Regions from separate parts of the Mus musculus genome. Here region 2 is linked to region 1. Evidence: chromatin contacts called from ENCODE Hi-C or POLR2A ChIA-PET data. All regions are on one chromosome and are shown on one strand. The core of a region is the stretch at or near the end of the contact, and the rest is flanking DNA. Distances in the headings are between cores, read along the strand shown. Region 1 holds the start of Chst11 (carbohydrate sulfotransferase 11). Region 2 holds the start of D10Wsu102e (DNA segment, Chr 10, Wayne State University 102, expressed).

The links. A loop is a pair of places that touch in the nucleus more often than their neighbours do. ChIA-PET counts read pairs that join two places held with the same protein, here RNA polymerase II (POLR2A).
Region 2: a loop to region 1 is called in a map of heart, with 2.2 times the contacts of the local background. The contact joins the promoter of D10Wsu102e here to the promoter of Chst11 in region 1. A Hi-C loop is called at or near these places in 1 of 37 maps with a recorded cell type or tissue (heart). POLR2A ChIA-PET finds 5 or more read pairs at or near these places in 1 of 5 experiments (Patski).

What each region holds. Positions count from the first base shown.
Region 1 is chr10:82,983,819-82,987,330 of GRCm38, forward strand. Chst11 (carbohydrate sulfotransferase 11) reads left to right here and starts at 1,679. Exons shown (of 3, transcript NM_021439.2): 1 at 1,679-2,164. The coding sequence starts at 2,047.
Region 2 is chr10:83,358,573-83,361,991 of GRCm38, forward strand. It overlaps D10Wsu102e (DNA segment, Chr 10, Wayne State University 102, expressed), which reads left to right and starts at 1,649. Exons shown (of 4, transcript NM_026579.3): 1 at 1,649-1,801. The coding sequence starts at 1,687.

The DNA of each region.
Region 1 (3,512 bases), core at 429-2,928:
CCTTGGGTGTGTGACTACCCAAACTGGCTTATTATGAATGTCCAGGCTCAACAGTGTGGTTTTCTGCCTTGGGCAGAAAGATGATGGAATGAAAGGCATGCAAATCCCTCTTCATCGTGCTTTGGTTAAAGAAGATAATGGCACGCCTGTAATGAGCAGCCCTGCAGGCCCTCTGGGGGATATGCCCCTACAAGGGGTCCATCCTCCCACCCAGTGCACTAGGAGGAGACTATACAGCAGTGCCTACTCACATCATGTGGGGACTCCCTGGGGAGTGGCTTGTATTGGAGCATGTATATCTCGGCCACCTCAGCAAGCAACTCATTCATAAAGGAGCAGCAAAATAATACTGGCTACATAAATATCTCCCTGTAATTGACTCTTGTCTGAATCACAGGAAGCCTGCGGACTTTCTCTGCTGAAGGGAAAACTTCAGGAGAAGGAAGAGGAGGTTTGGAGGCGTTTCTGGATACATGTATCAGAAAGCAACTTGTGAGTCTGTCAAATGTGAGGGGAGGATAAGGCCCATTACATTCAGATTCGACAAGAATTTATCAGTGCCCCTGTGAAGAGACACATTCAAAGGTACAATGTCTTATGGAATCCAGCATTCTGTAAATGCATTTAATGGTAAAGTAGAAAGGTCAGGCTTTACAATAACCCTGCTTTCCTGGCATAAAAGTGATCTCCTTATCATTGACCCGCGTCCACCTTATTGATCCTTGGCCACCCAAATGCATGGAGCTGAGCATTTAACAACATTTTACACAATGCAGGTAAGCAGCGCCATCTTTCTCTCTACCTGCCAAGGCTAAGCTGGCTTGGATCTCCCCCTCCCAGCCTCCACTCCCAACACTTTGTTGGACTTTTAGGGGCGTCTTTTCACATCCGTCCGACTGATTCTCATACACTTCGAATAAATTACAGAAAGCTGTACCTTTTGGTGAAACAGTTTTAAAAGCTACAAACCCGCTTTGCCCCGAGGGGTGCGGGTGAGGGCACGTGTCAGAAAGGCTAGCAGCGGCAGTCACCAGATCCTGGGATGCCGGAACAGTTTCCCTAACCTTGACTTTAAGTCCGCTCTCTTTAACCTCTTTGCAAAAGCAGCCCTCAAGCTGAGCTGTCCTTTGAAAGAAAAACGGAACTGCCCAGTTTTTGATCAGTATGAGAAGGGCATCCGCTCTTAGGGGAGCGTGGGGCAACTTCCCCTGCTAAACCGCCCAGGGATTGTAAATGGTCGCGTGTCAGCAGGGCTCCTGTTTGCCTCTGTCACCTAACCTGCTTCTCGCCACACCGGAGAACGGGTGGCAGCACTACAGCATCTTATTCATGGTTTTCCCCCATCCCGGTTGTGTCATGGAAACGTTCACGCAACCTCGAGACAGCGGCCCAGCTCCGCCCAGGGACTGAGGGCTTTTGGGACCCTGCGGGAGCGTGCTGCGCACTCCGGACTCCCCGGGAAACAGCTGGACGCGACCACGTCTCGGGTAGGGGCGGGGGGAGGCGACGCTCCGCCCCGGCGCGGCCCCGCCCTCCCCGCTCGCCGGCGCCCTCCCCTCGCCGGGGGCTGCGAGTTGCGTTTGGTAAAACCCAGCCCTGGAATATATAGATCACTGGAGCGCAATGAAGTAGCTTTTGGCGAGGGAGGGAGGGAGGGGGGCCTGGACAGTCACAGAGGCCAGTGCACGGCGGCGGCGGCACCTTCCTTCTCGCATCCCGGTCGCCCGGCCCGTGAGGAGGCAGCGGCGGCCGCAGGCGCCAGCAGAGGAGGCGGCGGAGCATCGAGCAGAGGCGAGGCGGACCGGCAGGAGCGCGCGGCCGGAGCCACGCATCCTCACACTTGCACACCAACTCCTGCGCCTTTCACCCTCTAGACCAGAGTCGGGGCCTCGGAGAGCCTCGGTGAAGCTAGCGGGAGCCAGCTCCGGAGCCCAGCCAGCTCTGTTCTGAGCCTCCCCGGTGCTGGTACCCCCGCGGCGGGGTCCCCGCTTCTGCGCTCGGGACGCGCCTCCCGGACAGCCGGGTCCCCGCGGCCAGGACAAAGCCATGAAGCCGGCGCTGCTGGAAGTGATGAGGATGAACAGAATTTGCCGGATGGTGCTGGCCACTTGCTTCGGATCCTTTATCTTGGTCATCTTCTATTTCCAAAGTATGTTGCACCCAGGTAGGGGGCGCGTTAGCGTGGTTTTGTTGGATATTTTCTCCTCTCTCGCTCTGCTTTCTGCTTCTTCCAACCTCACCTCTTCCCTTCGGCCTCTTCGGGGCTCTTTACTGCCGGGATCCGCGGGTCACGGAGTTGGGATGGGAAGAGAAGGTGCGCTTCCTCTTCCTCCCATCTCCAGGCTAGAGGTTGAGACTGCAAGGAGAGACAGCGGCGCGTGTTGTTGCCTCCTTTTTCTTTTCTTTTCTTTTCTTTTTTTCTTTGTGTCTTGTCTATTGGCTAGGTGGCATAGAAAGGTAGGGCTTGTTGGAAGCTGCCCGGGTTGATGGGAAGACTACAAAACTCTGTCCGGGTTGCTGCTGAGGGCTGAGGTGAAGCAGGCGCTGGCAGCCGGCTGTTCTGCGCCAGGCAGCGCTGCCTCTTCCTGGTTGGGGACCCCCGGGCGAGTGGTGCACGCCCCGGCTGGGTAGTGAGTCCCTGCAGCCGCCTGGGAAGCCCCAAGCCCAGCTACCACGTGTTCCAAGCTCAGCAGCAGAGCAGGTGTGGGGACAGAGTGGGTAGGTTCCCTGCTCTTCTCTCCATCGGGGGAGATATTTTGCGAAAACACCCCAGGGTCCAGCACGGTGGTGACTTTGCAGCTGTTGCTCCTGGGCCTGGTCTACCATCTCCTGGCCCCAGACCCCCCAGCTAGGAACTCCAGAGCCTTTGGGCTGCACTTTGACCATCAAAGCTCTTGGAGATACTTTGTGCAGTTTCATCCCTTCTTCTTGGGTTCTGAGCATTTAGAGACTTCTGCAGCACAGGAACGAATCCTTCCTCACGTCTTCTCTGGCTTAGGCTAAATACCAAGTCTCCTATCAGGATAGGCAGGGCCTAGGCACCCCTCATCCCGGGGGTCCAGAAGGAAAGTTTGGTGCTAGAGAAGAGAGGGGCGCCCTGGAGTGCTCTGGCCGGGCTGTGCTGCATGGTTTAGAAGCCCAACAGGTAGGACTTTCTAAGACGGTTCTGTATGTGGCCACCCAGCCTTAGACTTGGGAACCCCTTTCCCCATTTCTTCTGGATCAATAGACCTGTACTGGGTCACCTTGACATATTTTGACTCCTCAGAGTCGCTACAATAATCATTTCCTTTCCTAATAGCAGGGAGGAAGGGGGTGGGGTGGAAACACGTATCTTTCCAGGGAAATAAGGCTGTTTTTTTTTTTTTTTTTTTTTTTTTTTTTTTTTTTTGCCTCCCGCCTTCTTTACGTGTATAGCTAACACTTTCAGTAGACTCAGCCGCGAATTCATCAAGCCAGACAGAGCCGTAAAGCTGTTCCTTGCATCAAACAGGCAGGGATTCCTTGACAGC
Region 2 (3,419 bases), core at 399-2,898, 370 kb after region 1:
TCTGAACCTCGTCCTGGAAGGGAGATTGTACTTTTTGTTTTGTTTTGTTTTTGTTTTTCGAGACAGGGTTTCTCTGTGTAGCCCTGAGAGGGGAGCTGGGGGGAGCTGCAGTCTTATCCAATTGTGTTTTGACATTATAAGTTAAACAAGGGAGTACTGGGCCATATCCAGGGCACCTGGTTTCAAGGCCCTTAATTCCATTAGGTGCAGAGCTCAGAGTGATAAGGAAGCAGGGGTGGGGTGGGGTGGGGTGGGGGTGGGGAGGAGTGGGTCAGCTGCATGTAGTTAACTAGTGCATACCAGGCAATTAGTTATATATTTTTAAAACTTACACACCTTGATTTAGATAATAGCAATTCCTCTGCTCTCTACCAGTTAACAGACAATTAGGAAAACATGTAGACTTGGGACAGGTGTTCGTTCCTAGGTCTGGGAACATGAACTTGCTTGACCCTGCCAGCAAGATGGAGAAGTTGTCCCTGAGATGGCTGGACTCAGATAACTGTCTCCTTACACATTGTCCCTGAGGAGATGCGTTCACACAGACAACTGTTTACAACAGAAGCTGTTCTGATATAGGGAAGTCCCCAGCTTCCCTAGAGACTGGGACCGTGAATTAAGTTTCTCCCTATGATTAAATGGGAGTCTGGAAATGAAATGGTAGCACTTGGAATACGTTTCTTTCGCTTGTTCTCAACAAAACCATGAGCATTGGGTCCCAGGGGCAGGAAGAGGGGAGGAATGGGGTTTGTCATTCAGGGGTTTTGTTTCAGCTTTTTAGAAATGAAGGATTTGTTTTTCTGTAGGAGACCAAACTCAGTGCCTCACTCACAGCTCTACCTTTTAACTACCACCTGGAACAACCTTTTAGGATTTTGACATGACAGTGTTCCAAAGGCATGCTGTATATATAGCAACGTAAACAGCATTCTTAACACTTCTGGGTTTTGTGTTTACAGTTAAATAGTAAACTAAGCTGGGGTCTGGTCATCCAGACCTGAAATCCAGGCTATTTAGGACCTAGGTGGACTTTGAGTACCAGGTCAACCGGGGTAACTTGGTGAGGCTTTAACAAACAACAAAGTATGGTAATGGGCGGCTGTAGATTTAAGTACACGGAAATGGAAGCTGGAAAATGGTGATTTTGAAGTCAACCTGGGCCAGCCAGGATGACAAAAAATAAAATATAGAAAATGAAAAGAAACTGGGTGTGGTGGCTCCCACCTCTATGGCATCTGGAAGACTAAAGCAGGATTGCTACAAACTGAAGACCACAGAAACCTCCCCAAACAACAACAAAAATGGAAATAACGACAAAGGCCTCGCACCACCTTCTTCATGCTTGCATTTGCTTAGCTTGACCAAGCCGGGTTGATTCTTTTCTAACAACAATAAAGGAGGAGACTAGGGCTAGACTTGGGCTGGGGTAGACTAGGCGCCTGACACGTGCATCCGCAGCGCTCCGCCCACGCAGTGTGGTGCCTTGTTCCCATCCTCCACCCCGCCTCGGCCCCACCCCCGCTTCCGGTTCCCGTGGGTCTGAACTTCATCTCTAGGCGCGAGCTCTGGCCACGCACCCGTAAGTCACCGCCCACCTCCTAGTTTCGGCCAATTGCTGCCTTGACCCCGCCCCTTCCCCGTGCCTTCCTATATCCGGGCTTCTTTCAGTGGCGCTGGGTTGGAAGCATGGAGTTCCAGGGCGAGCGCGGGACCGGTCCTGGTGTTTCTTCGTCTTCTGTAGCCTGCTCGCAGGTCACGGTGTCCAGGGAGCTGCTGACGGCGGGGAGCGAGGGTTCGGGAGGTGAGCGACGGTGGAGAGCGGGGTGGGTTGGAGGGACACGGAACGCTGCTGGGTCAGGGACACTGCGGGACCCGGGAACGCTACTGGAGACACTGCAGGAGGTTGGGGATGCTACCGGGGACCGGGCACGCTGCGGGGTTCTGGGACACTGAGGCGCCCGAGACGCGGCAGGGCCGGGGAAGCCAAGGAGCTCGAGACGCTGTGGGGAGTCGGGGGTCCGGGTTATTGCGGGGCCGCGGACGCCGAGGAGCCAGAGACCCTGCGATGGCTAGGGATGCCGGGGAGCCTGGAACGCTGCGGGGGTATGGGACACCGAGAGAGTCCGAGACGCTGCGGAGGTCGGAGATACCGCGGAGTCTGGGACGCTAATTGGGAGGGGATGCCACGGAGCCCGAGACGCTGCCGGGGTCTGTCCGGGGTACGACTAGGCCAGCCCGGCGCTGGGCGGTGGTGGTTCTTTTTTTTTTTTTCCTCTACCTGCCAAGCCGGTCCAGGCCAGGTGGTCCTTGTAGAGTTCATTAGGAACCGCCCAGCCTGGCAGCATTTGGAGAGGCAGAGGCAGGCGTATTTTTGAGTTCGAGGCCAGCCTGGTCTACAAAGTGAGTTCCAGGACAGCCAGGGCTACAGAGAAACCCTGTCTCGAATAAACAAAGAACAAAATACAAAAAAAAAAAAAAAAAAAAAAAAAGTGGGCAAAGGCTTGAGTCTTCAGTGTTTGTTGCTTGGACTGGGCAGTTGGTTTGTTTGGAAAGGTGCAACTCGGAATAATTAATTTTTTAAATTGAGCACCTTCTAGGTAGGAGAGCTAGGCAAGTATATTCTACAAAAAAAAAAAAGCCCAGTCTGACTTGCCCAAGTCTACATAACCGTTTCTGGTTCTCTGTATTATGTACCTCTGGTATGTGGAGGGGGCTATTCTCTCTTCCTACTATGTGGGGAGTGAATAGCGCTTCCAATTTGGGAGGCAAGCACTGTGTCCATAAAACCCTCTTTTTGGGCCCTATTTCTGACTTCTGACTTACCTTTTGTGTGTGTGTGTGTGTGTGTGTGTGTGTGTTTCAAGACAGTGATTCTCTGTGTTGCCCTGATTGTTCTGAAACTTACTCTGTAGATCAGGCAAGCCTCGAACTCTTGCCTGTGCCTCTTAAGTGTTGGGATTAAAGCATATCTGAATTTCTTAACTAAAATCAAAGACTCATTGCAGGTCTACATTTTGCTAACTGTGCTGTTTAAAGTTGTGCGTTGTGCATCCCTGTTGCCTTAAGAGGTCACAAAGTGTCGAATGCTCTGGTACTGGAATTATAGTCCAGTTGAGCCCCCATGTGGGTGCTAGGAATCAAACAAGAGCAGCTAGTGCTTGAGACATAGCCTTGGCTGGCCTGGAGCACAGAGATCCACTTGCCTGTCTTTTGAGTGTGCCCTGCCATGCCTAGTCCCCCTCCCTGTTTGTCAATGTGTATTTATTAGATCAGTACTAGAGGTTGGGGAGATAGACGTACAGACAGGAGTGTTGGCTCCTCCTCTGTCAGAGTTAGGGGTGGTTCAGACTTCAGGCTGTGCTGATGGGCCCGGCTCTCACAGTTCTTTGGTGTAGAGGCTCATCTCATTTCTGAGTTGC